2 separate regions of the Mus musculus genome follow, and region 1 is linked to region 2. Evidence: chromatin loops called from intact Hi-C (ENCODE). Cell type or tissue: heart. All regions are shown on one strand. Links, peaks and the distances in the headings refer to the core of each region. The heading gives the core; the rest is flanking DNA. Region 1 holds the start of Rbbp7 (retinoblastoma binding protein 7, chromatin remodeling factor). Region 2 holds the start of Txlng (taxilin gamma).

Region 1 (9,753 bases), core at 700-8,699, 71 kb after region 2:
TTCAATTCCCAGCAACCACATGGTGGCTCACAGCCATCTGTATTGGGATCAGATGCCCTCTTCTGGTGTGTCTGAAGACAGCAACAGTGTACTCATATGCATAAAGTAAATAAAGCTAGGCAGTGGTGACACACGCCTTTAATCCCAGCAGAGACAGAGACAGGTGGATCTCTTGAGTTCTAGGCCAGCCTGGTCTACATAGTGAGTTCCAGGACAGCCAGGGCTATACAGAGAAACCCTGTCTCGGAAAAACCAAAAAAAAATTTTTAAATGTAAATAAAAATAAGTCTTTTAAAAAATTCAAAAAAGCCTCTATCATGCTTCAGTTAAGTAAAAAGGTTAAAAAAAAAAAAACCAAACTGTTCATAATTGTTAATTAACAGAAAAACAAAAAGACAAATGCAGCAAAATTCCAAAGAACCTGAATACCCTTGTTAATAGATAGGTTGATGTTTTTGTTGTTATTCTTTAATTTTTTTCAAGATTTGAAGTATAGCAGTGTTTTCTCTGCCTCAGGCCTGTGTAAGTGAGAGAAGAGCATCATCTCTTAGGACCTGGATTACAGAAGGCTGACATACCAGCTGGGCGCTGGGAATCAGAAACCCAAGTACTTTGTAAGAGCAGCTAGTGCTCTTAACCACTTAACTTATTCCTTTGCCCTTTGGATTTTTTTGTCTTCCTGAGAAACACAGTCTTGCTAGGTGGTGGTAGGGTACATCTTTAATACTAGCACTTGGGAGGCAGGTGGATCTTTGTGAGCTAGTGGACAACCTGGTGTCTGTGTGTGTGTATGTGTATTTGTTTATTTCCAGGGCAGCCAAGGCTACAGAAAAAACAATGTCTCAAAAAAGAGGGGGGGGGAATATGGTCTTGGGGCTGGAGATGGCTCAGTGGTTAAGAGCACTGGCTGCTCTTTCAAAGGTCCTGAGTTCAATCCCCCAGCAACCACATGGTGGCTCACACCATCTGTAATGGGATCTAATGCCGCCTTCTGGTGTGTGTCTAAAGACAGCTACAGTGTACTCATATAAATAAATCTTAAAAAAACAAAAACAAAAATCCATGGTCTTATGAGTATACCTCAGGCAGGCCTATAACTTAGAATTATACCCATGTGCCATCACACCCAGCTCATTCTATTTTTATTCTATTTACTTATTTATTTATTGTGTGTGGATATGCATGTCTACAACAGTGTACATGTGTAGATCAAAAGACAACTTGCAGGAGTCAATGCTTTCTAGTTCTGGAGACTGAATTCATGTTCTTAGGCTTGGAAGCAAGTGCCTTACCATGCGAAGCCACCTTGCCAACCCTCAGTCTATTTTAGAATCTGTTCAAAACACCTTAGCCACAGAGCACATGCCTACTATGCTGAGGCCCTGGGTTTGAACCACCTCCAGTGCTGAAAAAATTAAAATCAATGCCTATAAGCCCCCATTATGTAGCAATTCAAGACTCTTCTCACTGGACATTTAGATTTTTAAAATGGAATTTTAACATAAAAAAACCTGCAAATAAAAAACATGAGATTTTGAGACAGCAAGCCCACATCTGGAAGGTCAATATTCATATATGGAACCTAGCCCTTTCAAGTGATTTTAAAACTAGCTTCTTTTTACCACTGGTCACAAATTCTTCCTTGTATATTAGTTTCATTTGACCCTAATTATAGGCTCACTATACAAAAAAAAGACAAAAAAAAAAAATCAATATACTTTTAAGGTATGTGCCCATATTCCTATAGAAAAAGTACATGCCAGGCTGGTGAGATGGCTCACTTGGTAAGAGCACCCGACTGCTCTTCCAAAGGTCTGAAGTTCAAATCCCAGCAACCACATGGTGGCTCACAACCGTCCGTAATGAGATCTGATTCCCTCTTCTGGAGTGTTTGAAGACAGCTACAGTGTACTTACATATAATAAAAATAAATAAATCTTTTAAAAAAATTACAAAAAAAAGGTACATGCCTACCTAAAGGTAGTCTAGTGAAGGAAGTGCCTTGATTCTGGAGCCAACCGGTTTTGGTTGGTTGAGCCCTAGTTTGTAAGCTATGAGATCGCCAGTAGTGAGCGCTTGAGCACCGTGCTTAAAATTCTCATCCCCTTTCCTCACTGGTAAATCTCTGAATCGCAACAGTAGTTCTGTTATGAGGCTTAAACTCTTCAGATGTGTCAGGTTCTATTATTCTAAGTGCTCCATAAATATCAGTAATTATGCCAAATCTTACAAATATTCAAGAAAATCACTTAATGCATCAAGCCATAATAGCTTTTAATTTGTTATGTATGTAATCTTTCCTATTAAGTTTGAAAATAATGTATTGATCTAGAGTCCAGAGATGTTGGTCATGGAATGGCAAAATAGTCATCGTTTCCTATACACAGTATTACACAATATTCTCTCCTCTCAACACACCTCTACGATAGAAACCATCTTAAGTTTTGAACAACCACTTGCCGCCTCACCCTCGGCCTAACCAATTAGGTATTTATGTTCTGTGTGTAAAATAACATTAACAATACCTAGAAATTTAACATGGTACTTAAATCTACACAAAATAGAAGTTGGCAGAAACCCTTACTTAGTCACTTCAGGAAGCCACTGAACGGTAAGACTGGGCCACTGAAGAGCATGGGTCATAACCAGGTCATACAGAAACGGTGTATTCTTCTTCCAGATTTTATACTCTTCGTTGATGACACGCTCCTCCACAGTATCTTCAAACACTGAAATTTGGAGAAAGCCCACAATTAAGTGGCTGAGAAGGCTCGGAGTCAAAGGCATGGCTACGGATCCTGGAGGTCACCTCGAGACGGCCACACCTTATCTATTCTTTCCTTTTACCTATCCTGCTCACACGAACTGCTCTCCCACAAAGTGAGAAGATCAACATCAGGAAGCGTTTTCGCCTCCACTTCCAAGATCGGGATTCCGGCGCTTACCCGAATTGGGTCATTAATTGCCCTACCACCGAGCTCGTCAGCCTTTTTATAGCCGCTCGCACCTGTTCTACGATGATCCGCATTGTAAACCGGTGCCCCGACCCACTCGAATAGATCCAATCCACGTGGAACAGCAGCAGCCCACAGGCCTGCTCCCTCCACCCCCCACCCTCGCAGGAGGCCCCAGCTCCCCACCAAGCCACGATCGGCAGCCATAGTCCGGCGGGATCCAGCTCCTCCCCCCCCTCCCGACACGGACACGGGCCGCGACCCCAGACGGACGACGACCACGCGCACGGAAGAATCCGCGCCCGCCGCTGACTTCTCGGGCCGCGAGCGCCTGCGCCCCCGAGCCAAGGGCGTCGGAGGGAGCTAGGCCGCGGGGTGGGGGTGGGGGTGGGGGAAGGGGGGCCTCTCTCTCGGCCCCCGCGCCCGGCTCCGGAAATGCTCCCGGCCCTCGGCGGCGACCAGGCCCCGTGTCGCGCAGGCCCCCTTGCAGGCGCGCGGCGAGTCTCGCGCCCAGCCCCGCCCCCTGCTCCTCACGCCAATTCGCGCCTTTCGTCAGCGCGTGCCGAGGCCTCGGGAGCCCGCCAGCCCCCCGGAGTCCCGGCGCCCGCACGCCCGCCCGCCCCACAGGGCAGGCATCCTTACTCTCTTTACTCGCCATCTTGCGTCGGGTCGTTTCGCCCCCCTTGGCCGCCTCGGACTTCTCTCTCGCTAGTCAAGAGCAGCCCGGCAGGCGCTCCTTGCCTCTCCCAGGCACGTCACGCAGTCCTCGCTCGGAAAAGCCTGAGTTCGGTCTGGCCGTCTGGGTTCTCCCCCCAGACGCCGCGATCTCCTCTTCTGCCTCCTCCCCGCTGGCGGGTAGCGAGGTCTGAGCCGCTCTCCTCTCTCTCCCTCTCGCCAAACTTGGAACGAGACTTTTCAACCCGCGCCTCTCAGCCCGCCCAGGCAGCTGAGCGCAGGCGCAGCCGCCCTGGGAAATTGGAGAGGCGGAGAAGAGGCGGGCCTGGGAGCCAACGGCTCGGCGGCTTGGACCAATAGCGTGCGACGGGAGGGTCTGACGCGCTCTCCGGGGGTGGGCTTCTCGAGAGTGGGTGGGGCGTTCCGCGGCAGGAAGTCGGCGAGGCGCAGGCGCGAGGCGTCACTCCCCAGGCTGGCCGCGGGGGCGGCTGGGCCCGCGCGGGGGTGGGGCGGATGCGAGCGCGGTGTGCAGGCTGCGCGGGGGCTGCGAGCCCCAGGGCCAAGAAGCCTGGGGCCCGCGGGGCGTGGTTGCTTAAAGCAGCAGCCGCGGCGGCGGCGGCGGCGGCGGGGGTGTGCGAGGGGGGCAGGGAAGCTGCAGCCGCCTTAGCAAAGCAAAATCTCAGAGCCAGTGAGGAAAATGGTTTCCTGGTCTCGAGAGATTACACTGCCCGCAAAGTCTCCCAGATAATCACGGCCACGCAGTTTTCTGCACCCCTCAAAGGCTCCCCCATTCAACTGTATCGAGGGCCCAGTCGAGCTCTGGTGACATTTGTCATAAGCGAAAGGGACCTTTAGGAGAGACCTTGGGCGGGTTTTTCTTTTTTCTCCCAGAAGCTGGGCAGACCTTTATTTAAGGCCTGCGATGGCGCAGGCCTTCAATCCGCCCCTCGTCGAAAGTTGACTTAAATGACTTTTTGTATGTTCACCTTTGTGCGTCCTTAACCTACTGGTTCTTTAGCTTCCTGCTGCTGCAGGGGATTTTGTGCCTGCCACTGCTTCCCTATCTCAGTTCCTGCCTAGGCCCCTGCTGAGTCATTCTTGTCACCTGAAGGGGTCCCATTTTGACCCTGCAGCTGGCTGCTGAACTGGAGAGAGCTGGGCTGGGCTAATCTAGGCCTGCATACCTGAGCTCTGCATTTCTCTGAAGCTTTTTAGCCTTGGGGGGGGGGGTGAAGAGAAAGCCACATGATCCCAGGGAGAAAAAGAGGGCCAGAGCAGAGGGGCCCAGGCGCCTACGCTTAAAGGGAACCACAGTCTACATCTAAACTCAGAGGCTCTCCTTGCAGAAACACCCCCGGAACATTTGTTCCCTTGATAGCTTTCCAAGTGCCTTCATGCTTAAACGCAACCATGCAGAGGCCTCGAGGATGCTCTCTTTTCTGATCGAGAAACCAACTCAGACGTTACTCTAGTATGTGACAGAAACAGTCACGTTCCCTTATATAGAAATTTACTGTCTTGGGTCTCTTGTTTTCCCATGTGGTACAATTCATTATTATAACGCCCTCCCTCCATGTCAGCTCCAAGAATCTTGCTGGTGACTAACGCTGAAGAGGTGGCTGGAGGCGGGAGGGGGGCGGTTAGAAGAGTGGAGTAGCATGGGTCCTCCGAGTTCTAGAACACTGGTGGTCAAACTTTTTTTTTTTGACAGGGGTCAGGCAGCCTTCGGTGTTGTAACACAACAGCCATAGAAAATATGGATAAGCCTGGCCATCTTCCAGCAAAACTATAGACACTGAAATCTGAACTCTGTGTACTTTTCACAGGTCACAAAATATTCTCTCTCTGTGTTTTTTTTTTCAATCACTTGGAAATGAAAAAAATCATGCTTTGCTTCAGGGCCATGCAAAAGCCCCTTGGTGGGCGAGATTTAAAGGACTGGAGCTTGTCCACCTTGTTCTAGAATAATTGTGTCCTACAGCTCTGCTTCAGCAGGAACTATGTGTACTCAGAGAAGACTTGAGAGGTGATTTCCTGTCAGTAATATAATTTGCTCATTTTGATGAGTAGTTATGATTTCTAAAATAAACGTTTAAAGGACTGAGCGAACCTGGTGTGTAATCCCAGTCCGTGGAAACTGGAGGTAGGTAGGTAGGAGGATCTTTGTTCAAAAGCCAGCCTGGAATGCCTAGGAACCTTGTCACAAAAAACAAGTAACTCTTCCCAGACAATATGAATTTAGTTTAAACTGTGTACACACAGAGGTGGGGGGGGGGTCGAGTAGAGGACGAGTGTGTGTGTGTGTGTGTGTGTGTGTGTGTGTGTGTGTGTGTTAGTCAGTCCTGGATATCTAATCCAGGGCCTTGCACATGGTAGGCAAATGTGCTTCACCTGAGTTTCCCAGCTAACTAAATTCTTTTATTTGGGGGGGGGGGGGCTGTTCCAAGACAGGGCTTCTCTATGTAGCCCTGGCTGTCCTGGAACTCACTCTGTAGACCAGGCTGGCCTCGAACTCAGAAATTTGCCTGCCTCTGCCTCCCAATGTGCTGGGATTAAAGGCGTGCGCCACCACTGCCCAACTAAATTCTTTATACTCTTTAGTTTACCTTCAAGACGTTGAGAAGAAAGCTTGGAGGGACAGACATTTCAGGAATTTTGAGATTATTCACATGCTATTGTACACTTAATCTGAAAGGTTCATAGAAACCATGTTTCATTAACTTTGGAATTTGTTTTTTTTTTTTTTTTGGCCTCTTTTTTAGGATAGGTTGTCCACAAACTTACTTTGTAGCCAAGGTTAGCCTTGAATTCCTGAATTCATTGTCCCCCAGATGCTGCAATTACAAGTGTCCATCACCACTTCCTGCTGGAACTGTTTTTTTTTACTGTTTTTGTTAAATTGAATACATTGGTACTAATCTATTTTTGTGTGTTTTTTTCCCCCCATAAAAATCTAACACCAGTCTTCTGTTTTGAGTTGCTTAACTGTTCGGTTTTGTTTTGCCTGTCTCCCCAGGCTCTTAGCCGTGCTCTTGGTCTTCCTTGGCGCTTTTTCTGTGGTTATTTCCTTGTTTTTCCTCTGTAGGTTAAGTCCTAGTGGAAAGAAAGTACAACTCGTTTTAGGCGTGAGACGTGGGTTTTGTTAACTAAGACAGGTCCTGTTTACGGATCTTTGAAGATGCCTCAGTGGATAAGAGTGTTTGCTGTGCGAGAGGACTTTGAGTTTTAGTCCCCGGCACTCAGCAGGCTCAGGACGTGTCTTCACTTGCCGTGTCACAACAATGCGGGGTGGGGGACTGCAGTGACAGATAAATCCTGGGAGCTCCCTAGCCAGCAAGCCAGCCTAGCTGAAACAGCAAGCTTCAGTTTGGTGAGAGTCCCTGCCTTAAAAAAAATGTGAAGAACAATAGAGAAAGACACCAAGGCCTCTGGGTGCACGTTTGTGCACGAGTGCCTACCACAAACACTACGAGTGTTTAGGTACCAGTTCTCGGTACTCAAAGTTGCCATAGCGTTCAGTCCCATTTTCTTTAAGCTTGACTGACAGTAAATTTTGTAGACTGGTCCATGCGTATATAAACCGAAACAAATGACGGGAAACAAGTGCTGATCTTTGGTATTGTGATGCACTCTGGTATTTTATTTCATGTTTTAAAAAGGCAGCTCACCTTCTACATTGATTGTGCCACTGCGTTGAGTCATTGAGTCAGAAGTTGAAGTATGAAAGACATTCCCATAGGTTTTGAACCTTTCGCTGTCCCTGATTACCCTTTATAAAACAGCAACAAGGCCTAATGTGTCTCCACGGGGAATTGTTTTTCTCTATCCAGTTTAGCTGTTTCTTTTGTTTCTCCCCACCTGACAAATGTTGGCTCGTGCTTGTGCTCTACACAGGATCATAAATTTGAGAACTTGGTTCCGTTAGAGCCTAGCTCCCGGATGAGAGCTTACCAGATGAAGAAGGAGAAGCAGAGCGAGCAGAAGGGTTTGGGGTTTTTTTTTTGGGGGGGTGCAGGGTTGTTTGTTTGTTTTTGGTTTGCTACAGTAAACAGTAATAGCACTTGAGGATAGATACGACTTGAGATTTGAATTTAATCAATCTTCCATCAAAACAACATGTATGTTAGGATGAAGTGCTTCCTGGAAACATGAAAGAGCAACAATAGCAGAAGTGATTTTATGTTTATCAGAAACACTGTCACACTAGCTGAGGGCCTAAGTATCAGGCATGCAGAAATGACTTTGGAATCCCTACTGTGTGCCAAACTTTGCTGTAGGAATTTGAGCCAGAGAAGAAGAGGAAGTCCTGGGATCCCACTCTTTGTTCTGTTGGTAATTGCTTGTTTTTCTGGGGCTCTAAGGCTGCAGGGGAGCGATTACTTAGCATGTCAAAGGCTCCGAGTGGTAGCTCCAGCCCTGAGGAACAATACAACAAAGGAGCAAAGCTCCTTTGCCGAAAACTCTACAAATCACAAAACCAAAAGAACACCTATTTTAATTCAAGCTAAATTGTTTTCATTGGGTTCAAAGTCGGCTCAAGCGTTAAGCTGTTCTTTCCGAGGACCCAGGTTTGATTCCCAGCGCCATAAGGTGTGGCTCAAAACTGTCTGTAGCTCCAGCTCCAGGGAATCTGGCCTCCAAAAAACACCAGGCATGCTTGTGCTGCACATACAAATACATGTAGGCAAAGCACCCATGCACATTGTAGTGGCTATTCCTGGTTGTCAGCTTGACTCTATCTGAAATGAACTACAATCCAGAATTGGAGAGCTCACCTGTGATCCAGATCTTGAGGCTGGAAGACACAAGTTCCTGACCTGGTCTTCTTGGAATGGAGATCTTGAGGTATAATGGCTATGAAAAGCTTAGGTTCGGGGCTGGTGAGATGGCTCAGCAGGTAAGAGCACCCGACTGCTCTTCCGAAGGTCCAGAGTTCAAATCCCAGCAACCACATGGTGGCTCACAACCATCCGTAACAAGACCTGACTCCCTCTTCTGGTGTGTCTGAAGATAGCTACAGTGTACTTATATATAATAATAAATAAATCTTTAAAAAAAAAAAGCTTAGGTTCAGGCAAGGTAGTATATGCCTTGAATCCCAAGAGTTTGAGGCAAGGAGATCTCTGAGTTCAAGGTCAGCCTGGGATTAAAGCAAGTCCTAGGTCCAAGCATGGTGGAACACATCTTTAATCTGAGCCATACCTTCTCCTGGACATAAAGACATTGGAAGAAGGAAGATTCGATCTTCTTCACCTGCTTGCACTTACTTGCCAGCACACCTGCTGGCAACCTACTTCTACAGAAGAGCAGCTGAAACAACTAGCTTCGTGGGTCTGAGCAACTACTAGATTCTTGGACTTGCCATTCACAGCTGCCCATTGCTGGGGAGTTGTAAGTCATCATCATAGCAAATTCCCTTACTATATAAAGACTATACATAAGTTATGTAACTCTAGAGAACCCTGACTAATACATAAAAATTTTATCTTTTTTTTTTTATGGTTTTTCCAGACAGGGTTTCTCTGTGTAGCTCTGACTGTCCTGGAGCTCACTCTGTAGACCAGGCTGGCTTCGAACTCAGAGATCCACCTGCCTCTGCCTCCCAAGTGCTGGGATTAAAGGTGTGCGCCACCACCGCCCAGCCTATCTCTCTTACCTCTTAAAGTTTAAAAATTTTGCCAGGCAGTGGCAAAGAAGAAGTGGCTAAGCAAGAACTCTATTTACCACTGAGCTCCATCTGTAGCCCAGAATGATGCTTATTTTCTCCTTCATATACATTGACCTATTTTTCACATTTCCTCCAGTGGACACATTGCCCTTCTGAAAGCAGAAACATAACGCTATGCTCTTTGGAAAAGCTGTAGAAGGGAATGGCAGAGAAGTAATACAAATGAGAAGAATTGTCTTCGTGTGACAGAATTCCAAGTAATTATCTTCAATATTGTTTAATGTAATTATGCAAGAGAGTTGGAGGAAAATGATTATGATTGAAAATGCATTGTGCTTGTTTGAACTTTATACTCTTTCATTTACTGTTATGATCTTAGTTAAAGTAATTGTTTTCTATGCATACATGCATTAATATTTAACTTGTGGGGCTTCCTTGTGGGTTCTAAAAGGCCAG
Region 2 (9,753 bases), core at 1,176-9,175:
ACAGAAGAAGATAAACTTGAACTCCTGATCCTCCTCTCTCTCTCTCTTTCCTCAACCCAGTGCTGGGATTACAGGTAGACACCCTCATGCCCGGGTTGAGAATTCTTTATTCTACAGAAGGCCATGGTCAGTGCTCACTCAGTGGGAGAGGTGCTCAGCCAGTGTTCAATTGATGAATGTGTAAATACAATGCTGCTACCAACTTCATCCTAGGGAGAGCTTTGAACTCCAGGCTGCCTGGGCTCCTCCCAGTGATAGAGAGGAACATCATTGCCCAAAACAATCCAAGAAGTCCAAAGAAAGGGACTTGAGGAACCCTTTCTGGCCCTCATCTGAACGATTTAGAGAATATATTACCATTGAATTTTACTGATTTAGGGGATCTCTCCTTCCCATATGTGTGAGGGGTGTGTACATGTGTGTATGTGTTTGTAGACCAGAGGACAGCTTTGGAATGCCATTCCTCTTCAGGCATCTTCATCTTGTTGTTTGAGTTAGGATCTCTCACTAGAACCTGGAAGTCATTGATAAGGCTAGGCTGGGCTGCTTAGCCAGCAAGCTCCAGGATTCACCAATCTCTTCCTCTATCCCTCATTTACTGGCATGTGCTGTAAAGCCTGGCTTGCTTTATTTACATTTAGATTATATATACAGGAGTGTTTTGCCTGTGTGTATGTATACCACATGAGTGGCTGGTGCCACTCAGGAGAGAGCATCAGGTCCCCTGGAACTGGAGTTATGGATGATTGTGAGCTGGAAGCCCAACACAATTCCTCTACAACAATAGCAAATGGTTTTAGTGGGTAAGTCATCTCTCCAGCCCAAGCCTAGTTCTTCATATGGGTGCTGGGGATGAAACTTGGGTCTTTGTGTTTGTGTGTTTGCCTACCAAGCACTTTTTTTTTTCCGAGACAGGGTTTCGCTGTATAGCCCTGGCTGTCCTGGAACTCACTTTGTAGATCAGGCTGGCCTGGAACTCAGAAATCCGCCTGCCTCTGCCTCCCAAGATTAAAGGCCTGTGCCACTATGCCTGGCGCCTAGCAAGCACTTTATCAACCGAGCCATCTCCTCAGTTCCTCCTCCTTCTCCTCCTCTTCTTTGAGACAGAGTCTTACTTTGAAGACCAGACTGTCCTCAAATTTTGGGCAATGCTCTTGCTTCTGCCTCCAGAGTACCAGTATTAAAGTCATGAATCACCATGCCTGAGTACAAGGGATCTTATCCTCCCCCTTTTTTCTCAGCAAGTACGTGTTGAGAGCTTTCTCTATGCCTGGCATTTTGTAGGTATCGAGGATACATATATCCCATGCCCCATCCTTGCCCTCACTATCACAGAAGTCCAAAATTTGTAACATGAGCACCTAGGACACTGCCTGGGATTTGGGCTTCCTGGAGGGGAAATCCAAGTTACCCTTTTTCTCTGGGCAGATATCAATTACCCAAGCTCTCAGATCTGACATATAAAGTAAACAAAACCAAAATGAACAAAAATGGTTCCTTATTATCAATGTGTATCACAGAATACAAATATCTCTCTCTCTCTCTCTCTCTCTCTCTCATCAAACCCACACAGCCTGATGCAATTTGATGAGAAGTTTAAAACTAGCTGAATATGGAAGTGCATGCCTTTAAAAACAGTGTTTGGGAGGCAGAAGCAAGTTGGTCTCTATGAGTTTGAAGCCAGCCTGGTTTACATGGACAGGCTAGCCAGCTAGGACTACAAAGGAAGATCCATCTTAAGAAAGAAAGAAAGAAAGAAAGAAAGAAAGAAAGAAAGAAAGAAAGAAAGAAAGAAAGGAAGGAAGGAAGGAAGGAAGGAAGGAAGGAAGAAAGAAAGAAAGAAAGAAAGAAAGAAAGAAAGAAAAGAAAAGAAGAATGAAAGACAAAATAAATGGTAGGAATGGAGGTGTGGTGTGGCTCATAGCTATACTCATAGCACTTGGGAGGGGGAGGTAGAAGTATTGTTGCCAGTTCAAGCTAGCCTGGACTCTAGAGTGAGATGCTATGTATTCAAAAATAGCCTCAAAAGTTAAAATTTTAAACAAAACCAAGGGAAGAAGAATATCACAGTTTAAATATCTTAATAGTCTTGCCTCCAGCTATGAGTTCTGAGGGTGTCCACGTCCTAGATACCTAATGCAGCAGCAGCAGAATTCTCCCTCTGCAGTAGTGATGAGTCTGTCTAGAACGCTTCCTGATTCGCAAAAATGATGGCTAGAACATATGAAAGCTCAGAACTGGGCTTCATAGGCACAGGAGCAGTTTTGTGCCACATGTCCAAGACTAATAAGGTTCTGAATGGGCCTGGAACGTGGCTCAGTCGTTGAGCCCTTGATGGCATGCAGAAGTCCCTCTGGGTTCTGTCCTCATCACTGGAGAAAAAAAGAAAAGAAAAATTCAAGATTTATTTTTATCACGATTAAAACTTTCTTATATGTACTTGTGTGTGTATGTGCCTGTAGTTAGCATGTGCACATGCATGCAGATGCCCTAGGAGGCGATAAGAAGGTGGGTGATGAGCCCGGCATGCTGGCGCACGCCTTTAATCTCAGCACTTGGGAGGCAGAGGCAGGCGGATTTCTGAGTTCAAGGCCAGCCTGGTCTACAAAGTGAGTTCCAGGACAGCCAGGGCTATACAGAGAAACCCTGTCTAGAAAAACCAAAAAAAAAAAAAAAAAAAAAAAAGAAGGTGTGAGATGCCCTGAAATTTTAGTTACAGGTAATTGTGAGCTGCATGGCGCAGGTGCTAGGAACCTAACTGCAGTCCTCTGCAAGAGCCCCAAGCACTCTTAACTGGGAAGCCACCTCTTCAGCTCCTTCCCCCAATGAAAAACAATGCAAATAATAAATAAGGTCCTTTGAATAAACAGACCACTTACCAAGGTCAGAGCTCCAGCCCTCTGTGAGCCCTAGAGAATTCCGGCTTGCTGGGAGCTGTGGTTTGCACGGCCTTTACTCTATTGTCAAGCAAATTTACAAGCACTGTGCTTTAAACAGATACTTCCTGGAACAAAGGTGAAAACAATCACCGAAGACTGTATGGAGTGCCCCTTTAAGACTCAGAAACAAAGACTTGAATCTGTTAGGCCTGGAATCTGAGCTCTCAATAGAATACATTAGCTAGCAGTGGCTGGAGGGCAATGTGGGGTGGTTGGGAAGGTTTGAAGGAAGGGAAGGGAAGGGAAGGGAAGCATTTTGTAATCAAATTATACTTTCAGAAATAGAAAAGGAGCCAAGTGGCAAATGCCTTCAATCTCAGCACTTAGGTTGCAGAGAAAGGCAGATCTTTGTGAGGTCTAGGTTAGCCTGGTCTAGGGAGTTCCGAGACAGTCAGAGCTATGTAAAGAAACCCCTGTCTCAAACAAACAAACAAAAAATCAAAACAAATTGGTTTGATTCATGAAGGGTGTGTGTGTGTGTGTGTGACCTGGCAAAAGCTATCTTTTGTATAGTTTTATAAGTTACATTATCATTGTTGCTACAGTTTATTCTTTGTTTGAGCCCAGGTTTCAAGTACTTTTATCATTTGTGCTACAGTGTATCCCCCGCCCTACCCCCCTTCTCAAGTTACTTTATCATTTGTGCTACAGTGCATTCTTTCTTGAGGTGTGTGTGTGAGAGAGAGACAGGGTCTCACTGTGATAGCTCTGGTTGGCCTGGAACTTGGTATGTAGATATTAAGCAAGACTAGCCTTTTTTTGTTTGTTTGTTTTTCCAGACAGGGTTTCTCTGTATAGCCCTGGCTGTCCTGGAACTCACTTTGTAGACCAGGCTGGCTTGACCGCACTACTCTGCCTGGCCTTGTAACTATGTAGCCAAGATTCTCTTTTCTAGTTGTAATTTTGACTCCCCCAAAGCTGGGATTACAGGCATGCCTAGTTGGCATACTAAACAATCAGAAGTAACTATACTCTCAAATCTCCTGAAAAAATTAACATATTGAGGAGCAATTTTCTTTTCTTTCTCCCTTTTTTTCCCTTTTGTTTTTTTGAAATAGGGTTTTTCTATGTAGTCCAGCTGTCCTGTTATACACCAGTGCCAGGCTTCTTTTCTTTTCTTTCTTTCCTTTTTTTTTTTTTTTTTTTTTTTGAGACGGGGTTATGTAATACTGGCTGGGCCTGAAACTCATTAAGTAGGCCAGACTAGCCTCAAACTCACAGAGATGCACCTGTCTCTGTCTCCTGCATGGGGGTCTCCAAAGGTTGCAACACCACAGCAGGTTAAGGAGTAATTTTCTGACATCTGTTATAAACGTATGAACTGTAAATGAGATTTTCTTTCTAAGTCCAAAAAAACCCCCAAAACTTTGGGCTGGAGAGCACTGACTGCTCTTCCAGATATCCAGATTTCAATTCCTAGCAACTACATGGTAGCTCACAACCATCTGTAATAAGATCTGATGTCCTTCTGGTGTGTCTGAAGACAGCTACAGTGTACATATTTGTTATTATAAATAAATTTTAAAAAGAAGACAGCTACAGGGTACTCATCATATATAATAAGTAAATAAATAAATAAATAAATAAAATCTTAAAAATTTTTTTTCAGCATGGCTGGGTGTGGTTGCACACGCCTTTAATCCCAGCATTTGGGAGGTAGAGGCAGGTGGATTTCTGAGTTCAAGGCCAGCCTGGTCTACAGAGTGACTTCCAGGACAGTCAGAGCTACACAGAGAAACCCTGTCTCAAAAAAACCAAAAAAAAAAAAAAAAAAAAAAAAAAAAAAGAATTTCTTCAACTGAACTGAGCTGGAGTGTAGTTCAGTGGTTGAGTGCAGGTGTTGTATGTATGAGATCCGTGGTTTGATAATGAGCACCACAAAAAAAAAAAATAACAATAAAACCCCCAAACAACATTAATAACAAAACCAACCCTATTTTCTCCTAAGAATTTGCTCATTTGAAATTTTCAGTCCCTCAAGTTATTTAAGTTTTGGCTCCTGGTATCACTGTTTTGTGTTCAACTGTAGGAAAGTATATTTGTACAGATTTTCATAGTGAATTATTTCAATTCCGGATTTTGTGATGGTCAGTGACTTCTAGACACTAGGCCACTAAGGATCTGGTTCCATTAAATAGAAAACAGGGGATATTTCTGAGTGACCTTCTCTAACATATCAAGAAAAAAATAACTGTTTTAGTAAACAGAGTTCGTGATATTTTTAATTAGCAAAACATATGGTGCAAAAAGCAAGACATTTTAAATACGAATTAATCTTGAACTAACATGGAGAACTGTACTTGAAGCCAGATCAGTTGGGCAAAGGTGAATAGGCTTCCAGCCCAAAGGAACTCTGGACAGTTAAACCTTGGGGAGAACTCTGGTAGAGAGGCTGTACTCTGGGCAAGTGTCCAATGTTCCAAATTCTGAGACTGCATCTCCCACCTCGAAAATAGCGAAGTTAAAAGAGTCTCTTATTCTCAAATTATACTTGCACAATTATGAAGAAGAGCAAAAAAAGCAAAACCACAAAGAAGTGTCTCTGATTCTATTCCTTCTCAAACTCTGGAAGATTTTAAAACTTTTCTTGTAGGTTAATAACGACTACTTTCCGGTACCGCGACATTGCCGCTCAGAGACTACAAGCCCCAGAAGGCTGCACACTCAGCACAGCGGGTACTCTTCCCCCAGGACGCTCCTATCCGGATTCATGGCTGGACGCCGGGGCCGCACATTCTTCTGGGACTCGTAGTCTACTCCCTTTCCCGGTCCGCGCAGACTCCAGCGGCCTCTGTCTGCCCTTCGGCCCTAACAGAAGCCCAGCCCAAAATTTTACGCTCCCCACCCCCAACAAACTGCCTTTCCTCAGGAGCCAACCTCCTCCGGTCACGTGAGAAGACTCTCACGCTACGATTGGTTGGGGTGTAAAGGGGGCGGGGCTGAAGCCCCTGAGAGGTTCCGTGCCCCTGGTCCAGCCGCTTGTTTGGCTGCTGCCGTCACCTCATGGCGACTCGGCTTGAGGAGGTAACGCGAGGAAGAGGCGGCGGTACTGAGGAGGCTAGTGAGGGCGGACGGGGCGGACGGCGACGTAGCCCCCCGCAGAAGGTCAGTGGAGGGGACGCCTTCGTTGTGGTTGGGTCGCGGGGATGATTGGGTTACCCTTTTTGGGGTTCACCTCTTCACTTACCCCTTTACCTTTAGCTACGGGACGAACATCCGGCCCGTTCCCCCTTTTCCTTCAGAAGAGTGACGATAGTTGGGGAGCAGGTGCGGGGTGGTTGTGACTGAAATGGATCTGGTGAGAAGGGACGGTGGTTGGGACTTGGGGACACTACGCCTAGTAGGGGGCTGAGGGAGGACATGGTGGACCCCGGTCTGAGAGGGTGAAGGGGTGCTAGGCAGGGGCGCTCCAGGTGTGACAGCCACGTGCGGCGGGTGCTGCCCCGGGTGTTGAGTCTTCAGCCTGTGTGGTCACCGGGCACTGGGACTCCGCTGCCCAAGGAGGTGACGGGGTGGGGGTGGGGGCTTATCGGGGTACGGGGTAGCCCTCTCCGTGTTGGGCAGGTGCGTAGGGCGCGCGCTGCGGGGTGCTCCCCGGCCTCAGAGCTGAGGCTGTTGCGCAGTAAGATAACAGCGCAGAAGCCGGGGCTGCCTTTCGCCCCTTCCCCCCTTCCCCTTGCCCCCCCGCGGTCCCCCGCGACACTGCGCGGGTGGCTACGCGGGGGACGCCGCGGGGCTCCCGGGATCCACAACGGGGCTTGGTCTCTGGGCATCATGGACCTGCCTTGAGTGTGAGGCTGGGGATGAGGTGGTGATGCTGGGGAACCAGCATCATCTTCTGATAGCTGTCTCCGGCTTCCTGCCACTACCCTCTGTTTCTTTTCTTTCTTTTTAATTTGATAAGTGGAAACTTGAGTTTCCTCCTGGGCTTCGGTTTTGGTCTTTCTTAATCTAGGAGAAGAGCTGGACTGTTTGTTTCCCCTTGCCTTACTTGACTCACGTCAAGGAGTTTTCAGTGTCTCCCTGGATACAAGAAAATCGAGATCTCTTTCAGAATGGGAGAAATCCACTTGTTCTGGAGCTCAGTGGGTGGAGTTTTGACAATGATTGCACAACGAGTAGGGTACAGGGCTTTCAGGCCCAGGAACCAAGAACTGGGGTGTATGGTATTGAAAAAGTGTAAATTCCATCCCTTTGCCTTGCAGGAGAACATACTGAAACCGCTTGACTTGTTGGACACCCTGCTTGACCACTGAGAGCTATTTAATATTACTTAATTATGTATTTGACTAATCTTAAAAGCCACTCCTGTATGAAGTTACGAAATAATATTTTTCTAATGCGATTCATGAACTTCAAAAGGGAGAACAAAGGTCTGGTTTACATTTGAGCAGTGTCAAGAATTGGCTTTTTGGGGCCTGTTCCTTTTTTCCCTCACTTTTTTTTTTTTTTTTTTGTGAAATCGGTTACCCTGTAGCAGGCTGGCCTCATTTGACTATGTAGCCCAGGCTTGTCTTGAAAGTACCATTTTCCTCTTGCCTTTGTTTCCTGAGTGCTGAGATTACAGCAGTGAGCCACCACTCTGGCCTGGGGTGCTTTATTTCTAAGGTCCGGTATTTTCATGTTCTATTCTGTCTCATAAAAGAGGGACCTACTGCTTGGGACACTGGAAAAGTTGTGGCCCAACAGTTCTTTAGGGATTCAGCACTGTCACTTTGGACATTTATTCCCTGAGGGTGGGGAGCCAAACTCAGTGTTTGATTTCATAGGTTCCCCAGGGGAAACCTCTGATGATAAAAAGCCACTGCAATTGAGGACATAAGTTCCCTTTTATGCCACTGGAATAAGGACAGAAAGTCACTGAATTAGGAAGTAAGGTTTAATTAACTAGTATTTTAACCTATGAGGCTAAGACTCTCAGAGTTCAGAGCTTTGGTTAATGGCTGTATATGAATAGTCTTGTATGTCTTTTATTTTTACTACCTTTGTATTTCTTTGCTCATGCTCTTTTGGGACTCTTGGTTTCTATCTTACTATAAAATGGAATAGAAGCTAACATTACATTTTGAATCATCAGTTCAAAATTGGGTGAACATCTTGTGTCAGTAAACATTAATTTTTAGTTGCTCATTCATGATCTTCAGTTTATTGATTCTAGGTGAGGAACCTAAGAAAATGCTCCTTTTTCTAACTTAACCTCTATATTTTTGTTTTTCAGGAAGCAGAAATGATGTTAAACAATTTCAGTTGTTTTTAGAGTATTGGAGGAATTGAGAAACGTGATTTCTTGTTATTATTTATATCATAGGACTTGAAGTGAAGAAATGTGGAGATGGGCTCTCTTGGTCCCTGGTTCAAATCATCTGCCTGGTCATTTTTATTTTTCTGAGGCAGAGTTTGGTCTGGCCTCCCAAGTGCTATGCAAGTAAAAATACTACACCCACTTTTTTAAAAAGAGAAAGAATCTTGCTTTGTTCATCTGGCTGGCCTTGAACTCCTGGGCTTAAGTGCCTAGTCACTCTTGACCTCCTCAGTTAATTATAGCATGGTTTCATAACTATATTCACTTGAACAGGCTCTTGAGGTGACTTTTCTCTTCTAAAGGTAATATTGCAGTATATTTTTAGGTGTCATTTGAGAAATTGCCTTAAAACTGCTGGTATTATAGGCACTAACCACATGTAGCGATCTAATTTGCCTATTTTTTAATACTAGGGATTGGGTGGTGGGGATTACAGGTTTGTACCATTAGGCCCAGCTTCAATTTGTTAAAGTTAAGTAAAGTTTTAAACTTTCTTTTTCAATTATACTAGCCTAACTTCAAGAAGGCAGGCAGATCTCTGAGTTCAAGGCCTGCCTAGTCTACAAAGTGAGTTCTAGGATAGCCAGGGCTGCTACACAAGAAAAACTCTGTCTTGAAAAACTAAACCAACCAACCAACCAAACTAGTTATAAGCATAAAGTACAGAGTTCTCCTCTTCCTGTTTACAAATACCCCTTCCCCTTATTTACATGTTGCAGTAATGTGTTACAATTTGTTATAGTTGTTTAGACAGGACAGATACATTATTACTGACTAAACCCATGGCTTACAGGGTTTGTTATATAATGTATGAATTTTGGCAAGTATATAACATGTGTCTAGGGTAGCCTATGCTCCAACTAGTCATCCTTCCCATTGCTGGCACCAACTGATTTTTTTTTCTTACTTCGCTGATATTTGTGTGTGTGTGTGTGTGTGTGTATCTGTATCTGTCTGTCTGTGTCTGTGCCAGTCATGACATGTGTATGGTGGTCAGAAAACAACATTTACCATATGTGTCCCTATAGATCAAACTCAGGTTGGCAGCGAGTGCCTTTACCCTCTGAGCTATTTTTGCCAGCCTGTGGTATGTTGTTTTTTGAGATCGTATTTCACCATGTAGTCCAGGCTGGGCTCAAAATTCTCATTCTTCCACCTTAGCCTTCTGAATGCAGGGATTACAGGCATGTGCCATCATATCATGTCAAGTTGCCACTGTATGTATGTGTTTATTAGCAGACAGTTTCACTATGTAGTCCAGAGTGTCTGCCAAATTGGTCATTTAACTGTCTCCCTAGTTTAGTCTTAAATGTCTCTGTTTTTGTTTTTAACTAAAGTTCTGCTTGGGAGTGTTTTGGTTTTTCCAGACAGGGTTTCTCTGTGTAGCTCTGGCTGTCCTGGAACTCATTCTGGAGACCAGGCTGGCCTTGAACTTAGAGGCCTGCCTCTTGCCTCCCAAGTGCTGGGATTAAAGGCCTGGGCCACCACTACCCAGTGGGAATGTTAAAAGAT

Evidence for each region. Hi-C counts contacts between places; a loop is a spot of excess contacts. Peaks named below come from ENCODE experiments on the same cell type or tissue, not always from the same donor. Only the 100,000 strongest peaks of a DNase experiment are listed, where the experiment ranks them.
Region 1: it touches region 2 in a loop (2.6-fold over the local background); 2 of 42 quality-filtered maps call a loop at or near these places.

What each region holds. Positions count from the first base shown.
Region 1 is chrX:162,754,551-162,764,303 of GRCm38, reverse strand. Rbbp7 (retinoblastoma binding protein 7, chromatin remodeling factor) reads right to left here and starts at 3,932. Exons shown (of 12, transcript NM_009031.3): 1 at 3,597-3,932; 2 at 2,585-2,729. The coding sequence starts at 3,612. In heart, for the core only: no CTCF peak of the experiment used is centred there; DNase peaks (open chromatin) are centred at 4,023 and 4,733; H3K4me3 peaks cover 3,392 bases; H3K27ac peaks cover 3,717 bases.
Region 2 is chrX:162,825,530-162,835,282 of GRCm38, reverse strand. Txlng (taxilin gamma) reads left to right here and starts at 5,829. Exons shown (of 10, transcript NM_178935.5): 1 at 5,829-6,044. The coding sequence starts at 5,943. In heart, for the core only: no CTCF peak of the experiment used is centred there; a DNase peak (open chromatin) is centred at 5,772; H3K4me3 peaks cover 1,829 bases; H3K27ac peaks cover 1,443 bases.